Regions from separate parts of the Homo sapiens genome. Here region 1 is linked to region 2. Evidence: read pairs that join two places in POLR2A ChIA-PET (ENCODE). Cell type or tissue: PC-9. All regions are shown on one strand. Links, peaks and the distances in the headings refer to the core of each region. The heading gives the core; the rest is flanking DNA. Region 1 overlaps RTF1 (RTF1 homolog, Paf1/RNA polymerase II complex component). Region 2 overlaps LTK (leukocyte receptor tyrosine kinase).

Region 1 (5,372 bases), core at 274-5,273, 77 kb after region 2:
CACTTTGGGGAGGCCAAGGTGGCGGATCACCTGAGGTTGGGAGTTCGAGACCAGCCTGACCAACATGGAGAAACCGCATCTCTACTAAAAATAAAAAATTAGCTGTGCGTGGTGGTGCATGCCTGTAATCCTAGCTACTCGGGAGGCTGAGGCAGAAGAATTGCTTGAACCTGGGAGGCAGAGGTTGCAGTGAACTGAAATAGCACCATTGCACTCCAGCCTGGGCAAAAAGAGCAAAACTCCATCAAAAAAAAAAAAAAAAAAAAAGTGTGGTAGCAAACAACAACAATAAAACATCTGAGTTGTTACCATTTGGGGGTAATTGTATGTTCATGTATAGTCTTCTATGTAAACATTAGTTTTTACTTCACTTTGAGTAAATACCTAGGACTGGGATTGCTGGGTTATATAGTAATACGTTTATGGTCTTTACCATTACCTTTTTTCCCATATTACTTTAATGTAAATTTATAAGCTTTAAAGACTTCTGGGCTGGGTGCAGTGGCTCACGTTTGTAATACCACTACTTTGGGAGGCTGAGGCAGGTATATCACTTGAGGTGTGCCTGGCCAACATGGTGAAACCTGATCTTTGCTAAAAATACAAAAATCAGCTGGGCATGGTGGCGCACGCCTGTAGTCCTAGCTGCTCAGGAGGCTGAGGTGGGAGAATCACTTGAGTCTGGGAGGTGGGGGTTGCGGTGAGCAAAGATCATGCCAGTGCACTCCAGCCTGGGCAACAGAGTGAGACTCTGTCTCAAAAAGGCAAAAAAGACTTCTGGTAAGTAATCTCTTCTCTGACCCCTTCAGTTTCACAAATGCATTATTATGCCAGTTTTATATTTTTATTTATTTATTTTTTTTGAGATGGACTCTCACTATGTCTCCCAGGCTGGAGTATAGTGGAGTGATCTCGGCTCACAGCAACCTCCGCCTCCCTGGTTCAAGTGATTCTCCTGCCTCAGCCTCCCAAGTAGCTGGGACTATAGGTGCACGCCACCACACCCAGCTAATAGTTTTGTATTTTTAGTAGAGACAGGTTTTCACCATGTTGGCCAGGATGGTCTCGAACTCCTGATGATCTGCCCACCTCAGCCTCCCAAAGTGTTGGGATTACAGGTGTGAGCCACCGCAGCCGACCTCAGTATGCCTGTTTGTTTTTCTTTTTTTTGTGAGACGGAGTTTCACTCTTGTTGCCCAAGCTGGAGTGCAATGGTGCGATCCCGGCTCACTACAACCTCGGCCTCCTGGTTCAAGCAATTCTCCTGCCTCAGCCTCCCAAGTAGCTGGGATTACAGGTGTGCACCACAACACCTGGCTAATTTTTTGTATTTTTAGTAGAAGTAGGGTTTCACCACATTAGCCAGGCTGGTCTTGAACTCCTGATCTCAGGTGAGCCGCCGCCTTGGCCTCCCAAAGTGCTGGGATTACAGGTGTGAGCCACCATGCCCAGCCTAGTATGCCTGTTTTAATACCAATTCGTTATAAGAGAAATTTGGATTTGCTATCAATCAAACCATAGTAGACATCTGTTAAAAGTTACTGTAACTGAAGTGTTAAGACATTAGTACTGCCTTCCTGTTAAGGAGGTTCCGCTCTACATACTGAAAACCTAGGCCGGGCGCAGTGGCTCACGCCTGTAATCCCAGCACTTTGGGAGGCTGAGGTGGGTGGATCACGAGGTCAGGAGATCAAGACCAACCTGGCTAACACAGTGAAACCCTGTCTCTACTAAAAATACAAAAAATTAGCCAGGCGTGGTGGCGAGCGCCTGTAGTCCCAGGTACTCCGGAGGCTGAGGTGGGAGAATGGCGTGAACCCGGGAGGCGGAACTTGCAGTGGGCCGAGATTGTGCCACTGCACTCCATCCAGACTGAGTGACAGAGCAAGACTCCATCTCAAAAAAAAAAAAAAAGAAAACCTAACAAACAGCTCTCCTTCATCAACAAACAACTGCATCTGATAAGTACAATCCCTCTTCTACTACATTAAATACCATATTAACAATAGTATGGCCAGGCACAGTGGCTCATGCCTGTAATCCCAGCATTTTGGAAGGCCGAGGTGGGCGGATCACAAGGTCAGGAGTTCAACACCATCCTGGCCAGCATGGTGAAACCACGTCTCTACTAAAAATACAAAAAATTAGCCAGGCATGGGGGCGTGCACCTGTAGTCTAGCTACTCGGGAGGCTGAGGCAGGAGAATCACTTCAACCTGGCAGGTGAAGGTTGCAGTGGGCCAAGATCGTGCCACTGCACTCTGGCCTGAGCAACAGAGGGAGACTGCGTCTCAAAAAAAAAAAAAAAGTATGAGCCAGGGACACTGGCTCACAACTGTAGTCCTAGCACTTTGGGAAGCCGACGAGGGCTGATCGTTTGAGCCCAGGAATTCGAGACCAGTCTGGGCAATGTGGTGAAACCCCGTCTGTACAAAAAATCCAAAAACTCAGCCAGGTGTGGTGGCACATGCCTATAGTCTCAGCTACTCAAGAGGCTGAGGCAGAATTGTTTTGAGTCTGGGTGGTTGAGAGTGCAGTGAACCACTTCACTCCAGCCTGGGAAATAGAGCAAGACACTGCCTTAAAAAGAAAAACCCAGTCGGGCGCGGTGGTTCACGCCTGTAATCCCAGCACTTTGGGAGGCCGAGGCAGGTGGATCACGAGGTCAGCAGTTCGAGACCAGTCTGACCAACATGGTGAAACCCTGTCTCCACTAAAAATACAAAAAAAGTAGCTGGGCGTGGTGGCAGGCGCCTGTAATCCCAGCTACTTGGGAGGCTGAGGCAGAAGAATTGCTTGAAACCAGAAGGCAGAGGTTGCAGTGAGCCGAGATTGCACCACTGCACTCTAGCCTGGGCAACAAGAGCAAAACTCCTTCTCAAAAAAAAAAAAAGAAAAAAGAAAAACCCGCTGGACGCAGTGGCTCACGACTGTAATCCCAGCACTTTGGGAGGCCAAGGTGGGCAGATCACGAGGTCAGGAGTTCAAGACCAGCCTGGCCAACATGATGAAACCCCGTCTCTACTAAAAATACAAAAAAATTAGCTGGGCATGGTGGCAGGCGCCTGTAATCCCAGCTACTTGGGAGTCTGAGGCAAGGAGAATCGCTTGAACCTAGGAGGTGGAGGTTGCAGTGAGCCGAGATCACACCACTGCACTCCAGCCCGGGCGACAGTGCAAGACTCTGTCTCAATACAAAAAAAAGAAAAGAAAACCCACAATAGTATGGAGACAGCAAAGACTCTCTTAACAGTGTGAAAGATACAAGATGCACTTCCCACAACTTGAGGATTGTATAGGAAGTTACTGGGAAAACTCACAGCAAGATTACTTTTTAGCTCAGTCCTTTATATTCTTTTTGTTTGTTTTTGGAGATGAAATCTTGGTCTGTCGCCTAGACAAGAGTGCAGTGGTATGATCTTGGCTCACTGCAGCCTTTGCCTCCCAGGTTCAAGCGATTCTCCCACCTCAGCCTTCCAAGTAGCTGGGACTACAGGCATGCACCACCACGCCCAGCTAATATTTTGTATTATTAGTAGAGACAGGGTTTCATCATGTTGCCCAGGCTGGTCTTGAACCTCTGAGCTCAGGCAATCTACCTGCCTCACCCTCCCAAAGTGCTAGGATTACAGGTGTGAGCCACGATGCCCAGCCAGTCCTTTACATTCTTATTGAGGGCTCATAATAGCTGAATAGACCAATATGCAACAAAAAAGTCTTCCCACCCTGTCTCTACTAAAAATACAAAAGATTAGTTGGGTGTGGTGCCACGCGCCTGTAGTCCCAGCTATTTGGGAGGCTGAGGCTGGAGAATCGCTTGAACCCGGGAGGTGGAGGTTGTAGTGAACCAGAGGTTGCAGTGAGCCGAGATCGCGCCACTGCACTCCAGCCTAGGGGGCAGCGAGACTCTGTCTCAAAAAAAAAAAAAAAAAAAAAATTAGCCAGACATGGTGGCATGCACCTGTAATCCCAGCTACTCACGAAGCTGAGGCAGGAGAACTGCGTGAACCCAGGAGGTAGGGATGGCAGTGAGCTGATATCGTGCCACTGCATTCCAGCCTGGGCAATAGAGCAAGACTCTGTCTCAAAAAAAAAAAAAAGAAAAGAAAAAATAAAATAAATTAAATTAAATTAAAAACAAAGAAAAAATAAGGAAAAGATACATGGTCCTTGACCTCATGGAATTTAAAATCAAGTATGGGAGACAAACAATGAACAAGTAAAGAAACAATGAATTCCATCTAATGGTAAGTGTTAAGAAGGAAGTGAATCAAATGAGTGCAGGGGCTATCTGCAGTAGGGTGGTTAGAGAGGCTTCTCTGAGGCACTGAGGCTGAGACTAGAAACTTCACGAGAGGAAAAGATGGTACAGTTTTCTGGACAGAGGCCTTCAGATGGAACAGCTAAGGCCCTGAAGCTGATAACAGCTTGGCTTAGTCAAAGAACTGAAAGAGAAACTGTGACTAAAGTTTAGCAGGCAAGCAGGAGAATTGAATGCGGTGGGTTAGTGGTAAGAAGAAAACATATCTTTCTGAGCTTTATAAAACAGGGTGAGGAGCATGGAAGTTAGGCAGTGGGAAGCCATCAAATGGTTTGAAGCAGGGGAGTAACCCAATCCAGCAAGGGTTTTAAAAGAGCACTCCTGGAAAGAGAGAGAGAGAGAAAAAAAAAAAAAGAGCACTACAACTGGTAGATGAACAGACTAGAGGGGCCAGGGTGGAAGTACAGAGAGGACTCAGAAGGAACCCACAGCAGTCGCATTAAACAAGTAGCCACAGGGACAGAGAGAAGTGGAAGGATCTACGAGATGACGAGGAAAAAAGAGTAATTCGCAGAGCTTTAAATCCGAGAAGTTACTTCCTAGTGTCCCTTTCATAGCAAAACTGTTGGTTGATTTAAACAGTGAATATTGGCTGGGCGTGGTGGCTCACAGGTGGCTTACAGGTGGCCTGTAATCCCAGTACTTTGGGAGGCCAAGGTAGGAGGAAGGATCCCTTGAGCCCAGGAATTTGAGACCAGCATGGGCAACACAGGGAGACCCTGTCTCTACAAAAAATTAAAAATCAATTCGCTGTGGCCAGGAGTGGTGGCTCACGCCTGTAATCCCAGCACTTTGGGAGGCCAAGATGGGCAGATTACTTGAGGTCAGGAGTTTGAGACCAGCCTGGCCAACATGACGAAACCCCGTCTCTACTAAAAATACAAAAAGTAGGCAGATGTGGTGGCATATGCTTGTAATCCCAGCTACACAGGAGGCTGTGGGAGAACTGGTTGGGCCCAGGAGGCAGAGAGGTTGCAGTGAGCTGAGATCACACCACTGCACTCCAGCCTGGGCAACAGAGCAAGACTCTGTCTCAAAATAAATAAATAAAT
Region 2 (5,372 bases), core at 289-5,288:
TAGAGCTGGCCGAGTGAGCAAGCTGAGCAAAGGGGCAGAAAGGCAGGATTGGGTTAAGTCAGTGGTTCTCAAAGTGTGGTCCAGGAACAGGTAATATCCCCACAACCTAAGTTGTTCGAAATGCACATTATCAGCTGGGCCTGGTGGCTCACGCCTGTAATTCTAGCACTCTGGGAGGCCAAGGCAGGTGGATCACCTGAGGTCACCAGTTCGAGACCAGTCTGGCCAACCTGTGAAACCCTGTCTGTACTAAAAATACAAAAATTAGCCGGGCGTGGTGGCGGGAGCCTGTAATCCCAGCTACTCTGGAGGCTGAGGCAGGAGAATTGCTTGAACCTGGGAGGCGGAGGTTGCAGTGAGCCGAGATCACTCCATTGCACTTCAGCCTGGGCGACAAGAGGGAAATTCTGTCTCAAAGATTAAAAAAAAAACAATGGAAATTATCCTGGGAGTTGGGGGAAGGTTGGGGAGATGCTGGTCAAAACAATGCAAAATGGCAGTTAAATAGGAGGAATACCTTCCAGAATCTACTGTACTACATGGTGACTGTAGTTAATGACGATGTATTCTTGAAAATCGCTAAGAGAGGCGGGGCGCGGTGGCTCACGCCTGTAATCTCAACACTTTGGGCGGCGGAGGCGGGTGGATCTTGAGGTCAGGAGTTTGAGGCCAGCCTGGCCAATATGGTGAAACCCCCATCTGTACTAAAAATACAAAAATTAGCCGGGCGTGGTGGCATATGCCTGTAGTCCCAGCTACTCGGGAAGCTGAGACAGGAAAATCGCTTGAACCCGGGAGGCGGAGGTTGCAGTGAGCCAAGATCGTGCCACTGCACTCCAGCCTGGGTGACAGAGCAAGACTCTGTCTCAAAAAAAAAGAAAAGAAAATTGGTAAGAGCGTAGATTATAGGTGTTCTTACCACAGAAAATAAGCATGTGAGGTGGTGTATATATTGGTTTGCATTAGCCATTGCACAGTGTGTACATATTTCAAAACATCATGCTGTATACAATAAATATATGAATTTTTTTTTTAGATGGAGTCTGGCTCTGTTGCCCAGGCTGGAGTGCAGTAGTACAAATCTCAGCTCACTGCAACCTCCGCCTCCCGGGTTCAAGCAATTCTCCTGCCTCAGCCTCCTGAGTAGCTGGGATTATAGGCATGCGCCACCATGCCCGGCTAATTTTTGTATTTTTAGTAGAGATGGGGTTTCACCATGTTGGTCAGGCTAGTCTCGGACTCCTGACCTCGTAATCCGCCCATGTCGGCCTCCCAAAGTGCTGGGATTACAGGCGTGAGCCACCACACCTGGCCCTGAATTTTTATTTTTAATTAAAAATTAATTTTTAAAAAGAAATGCGAATTCTCAGCCCTTCTCTAACATACTGAATCAGAAACTGTAAGGGAGAGTCCCAGTCATCTGTGTTTTGATCAAATAACTAGTGTAAATGCCTTTGTGCCTGTCTGGGCTGTACTGCTCATACATACACACATGATCTACATTCTCACAGAAAGGGACTGTGAGGACATGGGACAGGAGGGGCTCAGGCAGGCAGGAGGCATCCCAGCCAGCCTCAGCGAGGCCTTCAGGCTCCAGCTGATTACCCCCTCCTCACCTCCTTCACTCCCACTTGTGAACAGACAGCATTTGCATCATGATGCTGGAGAAGAGAGGGCCACACTGGGATTTCCACCGGGAGATTCCAGCTTCTCCCCCATCCCCCATTTTTGTAGTCAAACTCTCCATCACTCTCCACTTCCAGGGGGCGACGCTTCAGAGACTGACAACCTCTGGGCTGATGGGGAAGATGGAGTATCCTTCATACACCCCAGCAGCGAGCTCTTCCTGCAGCCTCTGGCAGGTATTGGCCCCAACCCCACCTCTGAGCCTGGCCTGGACTTCTTCCGCAGTCCCTGAGCCCACTCCTGCACTGCACTGAAGAGCCACCTGCACTGTGAATAACCTTGCATAGCACAGGATTCTTGCATAGCATAGGGTCATTTGAAAAGTGGGCTGTCATCATGCCATTGCACTCCAGCCTGGGCGACAAGAGCAAAACTCTGTCTTAAAAAAAAGGAAAGTGGGCTGCCAGTCGTGCTGGATGGCAATGCAGGGCATGCTGCGTGCTTTTCAAGTACCCCCTTGCTATGAATTCGCTTCAAATACCTGGGAGTGTGCAGGCTTGACAGAAGTCCCCCAGCTTCTCTCACCACCCTTGTAAGCTTGGTGCTGCTCTTTGCTCTAAAGTCCTGGGCTAGAATTAACCATGTGGCTGGAAAAGGCATGTATTTATTTATTTATTTATTTATTTATTTATTTATTTATTTTTATTTTTGAGACAGAGTCTCGCTCTGTCACCCAGGCTGGAGTGCAGTGGTGCGATCTTGGGTCACTGCAACCTCCGCCTCCCGGGTTCAAGTGATTCTGCAGCCTCAGTGCTGGAGTAGCTGGGATTGCAGGCGTGCGCCACCACACCCGGCTAATTTTGTATTTTTAGTAGAGGCGGGGTTGGCCAGGCTGGTCTTGAACTTCTGACCTCCGGTGATCCGCTCACCACGGCCTCCCAAAGTGCAATGATTATAGGCGTGTGCCACTGTACCCAGCCAAAGGCATGTATTTACTATATCCCAGCCCTACCACACCATATCATATCAGTTCTTTTACTCACAGTCACCGAGAACCACGGAGAGGTAGAGATCCGAAGGCACCTCAACTGCAGTCACTGCCCTTTGAGAGACTGCCAATGGCAGGCAGAGCTCCAGCTGGCTGAATGCCTGTGCCCAGAAGGCATGGAGCTAGCTGTGGATAACGTCACCTGCATGGGTATGTCCTACCTTTGCCCAAGGTCTGGACTCCTGGGGTCACAGACTGGGAGGAGCAGTAGGCCACTGGGAAAGATGGTATAGAGATTTGCTGTGTGCCAGGCCCTGTGGTGGGTGCTGGGCAGGGGATTGGAGATTCATCGGTGCACAGTGCCTTTCAGAGGCCTGTCGTCCAGTGTGGGAGGATGTTTAGATATAGCTATGTAAATGTATATCTCAAGTGACGATTGTTGTGGGAGGTATAAAGTGCTTTAGGGGTGTTCAAGAGGGAGAGGTTGCTTTTGCCCAGGATAATGGGGGAAGGCATCATGGAAAAATTAACACTTGAGCTGAGTCTTGAAGCGTGGGTAAAACTTGAGGGTAAAGGAACAGAGAAGACCTTCCCACTGGAGGTGTCTCTCTTTCTCCCTAGACCTGCACAAGCCCCCAGGCCCTCTGGTTCTGATGGTGGCTGTGGTGGCAACCTCAACACTGAGCCTCCTTATGGTGTGTGGGGTCCTGATTCTGGGTACGAAGCGTCTAGCAGGCACAGTTGATTCAAGGCTGCTCCTCTCCAGTGAGCTGGGATGGGTTTCTGCGGGGTCCCGGGGCTGACTTCAAGACCACTCACCGCAGCAGAGCCGTGGTAGACTCCTCTGGGATTCTAAGATAGGAAGGAGCTGGGGAGGCCTGGGGAAAACGTTTACCTTAATGAGCATCTGGAGGGGTGTCCTGGGCAGGTGGGGGAGGGAGAGTTGATGGGCAGGTGGAGGGTGTGCCGTTATTCTTCCCACCCCCAGTGAAGCAGAAGAAGTGGCAGGGCCTGCAGGAGATGAGGCTGCCGAGCCCTGAGCTTGAGCTGAGCAAGCTTCGAACCTCTGCCATCAGGACAGCCCCCAATCCCTATTATTGCCAGGTGGGGCTTGGCCCGGCCCAGTCCTGGCCTCTGCCACCAGGTGTCACCGAGGTTTCCCCAGCCAATGTTACTCTGCTCAGGTAAGTCTTCTGCCTCCTTCTGAGAACCTATGCACTCTGAATCCCCACCTCTGATTCTCTCCCTGCTGTAGTGAATTATAAGTCCCAGAAAAAATCTGGCCCACATCCCTTGTGTAAGGGAGAGGGAGGCCCTGAGAAGCTCCAGAAGGGGAAGTAACTTGCTCAATGTCACCTCTCCGTCCCAGTTCTTAGAATATGATCTCTCAGCTGGGCGTGGTGGCTCACACCTGTAATCCCAGAACTTTGGGAGGTCGAGGCAGGCAGGTCACCTGAGGTCGGGAGTTCGAGACCAGCCTGACCAACATGGAGAAACCCCATCTCTACTAAAAATACAAAATTAGCTGGGCATGGTGGCGCATGCCTGTAATCCCAGCTACGTGGGAGGCTGAGGCAGAAGAATCACTTGAACCTGGGAGGCGGAGGTTGTGGTGAGCCGAGATTGCGCCATTGCACTCCAGCCAGGGCGACAGAGTGAGACTCTGTCTCAATAAAAAAAAAATATGATCTGGCGCCTGTAATCTCAGCACTTTGGGAGGCCAAGGCAGGTGGATCACCTGAGGTCAGGGGTTCGAGACCAGCCTGGCCAACATGGTGAAACCCTGTGTCTACTAAAAACACAAAAAATAGCTGGGCGTTGTGGCGCTTGCCTGTAGTCCCAGCTACTCGGGAGACTGAGGCAGGAGAATCACTTGAACCCGAGAGGCAGAGGTTGCAGTGAGCCGAGATCGCGCTATTGCACTCCAGCCTGCATGACAGAGTGAGACTTCGTTTAAAAAAGAAAAAAAATCATGACTCTTGGAGCCCAGGGATTGCCTCCCGCCCAGGGCGTCTGCAGGGACCAGGGAAGTCCTCATCATGCACTCCCACCTTGACTCTGGCCCGCATCTGCCCTCTTTTTTGCCCTGGCTCTATGCCAGTGAGCACCACCCTTGCAGGGCTTCTACCTGGGGACATGCCATGGTATGGAGAGAGTCTATATAGGGTCAGCTGGGCATATGGCAGGGGCAGGGGAGGTAAAGGGGGTACTAGACTCTCTAGGACTCTTCTCCAGGCCGCCTGCCCACTCCCTTCCAACGTGTCTTCCTGCAGAGCCCTGGGCCATGGTGCCTTTGGGGAGGTGTATGAGGGACTGGTAATTGGCCTTCCTGGGGACTCCAGTCCCCTGCAGGTAGCTATCAAGGTGAGAGGAGTGGGACTTCTGGCTGGGGGTAGGAGAGCGGAACACCCTGAAGGGAAGGACAATGACTAGAGCTAGGGTTAACCCCCTCTCCTGAAGCGTGCAGGGCAGCTCAGAAACTGTGCCCTTTTCCTCCCCAGACCCTGCCAGAACTCTGCTCGCCTCAGGATGAGCTGGATTTCCTCATGGAGGCCCTCATCATCAGGTGCACCTGGGACCAGGGGCAGGGCTGGAAGGCGGGAGGGGAATGCCCGGGAACAGTTTCTCTTCACCCTGAGGCTGAGGTAGCAAGTCAGGGGACACAGAGGGCCTCTCCAGCTTTGTGGAGCCTAAAACATGGTTTCCGTCTCCCTCCTGGTAACGGGATATGTCCCCCACCCCACTCAGCAAGTTTCGC

The links. Peaks named below come from ENCODE experiments on the same cell type or tissue, not always from the same donor. Only the 100,000 strongest peaks of a DNase experiment are listed, where the experiment ranks them.
Region 1: POLR2A ChIA-PET joins it to region 2 with 9 read pairs; 4 of 35 experiments call an interaction of 5 or more read pairs at or near these places.

What each region holds. Positions count from the first base shown.
Region 1 is chr15:41,428,739-41,434,110 of GRCh38, reverse strand. The region is part of intron 1 of RTF1 (RTF1 homolog, Paf1/RNA polymerase II complex component); the gene reads right to left. Among named protein-coding and RNA genes, the nearest start is that of RTF1, 14 kb to the right of the region's middle. RefSeq lists enhancers at 1,836-2,336, 4,318-4,537. In PC-9, for the core only: no CTCF peak of the experiment used is centred there; no DNase peak of the experiment used is centred there.
Region 2 is chr15:41,505,521-41,510,892 of GRCh38, reverse strand. It overlaps LTK (leukocyte receptor tyrosine kinase), which reads left to right. Exons shown (of 20, transcript NM_002344.6): 8 at 1,764-1,862; 9 at 2,672-2,824; 10 at 3,236-3,331; 11 at 3,603-3,798; 12 at 4,888-4,978; 13 at 5,116-5,180; 14 at 5,363-5,372. Among named protein-coding and RNA genes, the nearest start is that of LTK, 5.6 kb to the left of the region's middle. In PC-9, for the core only: no CTCF peak of the experiment used is centred there; a DNase peak (open chromatin) is centred at 2,792.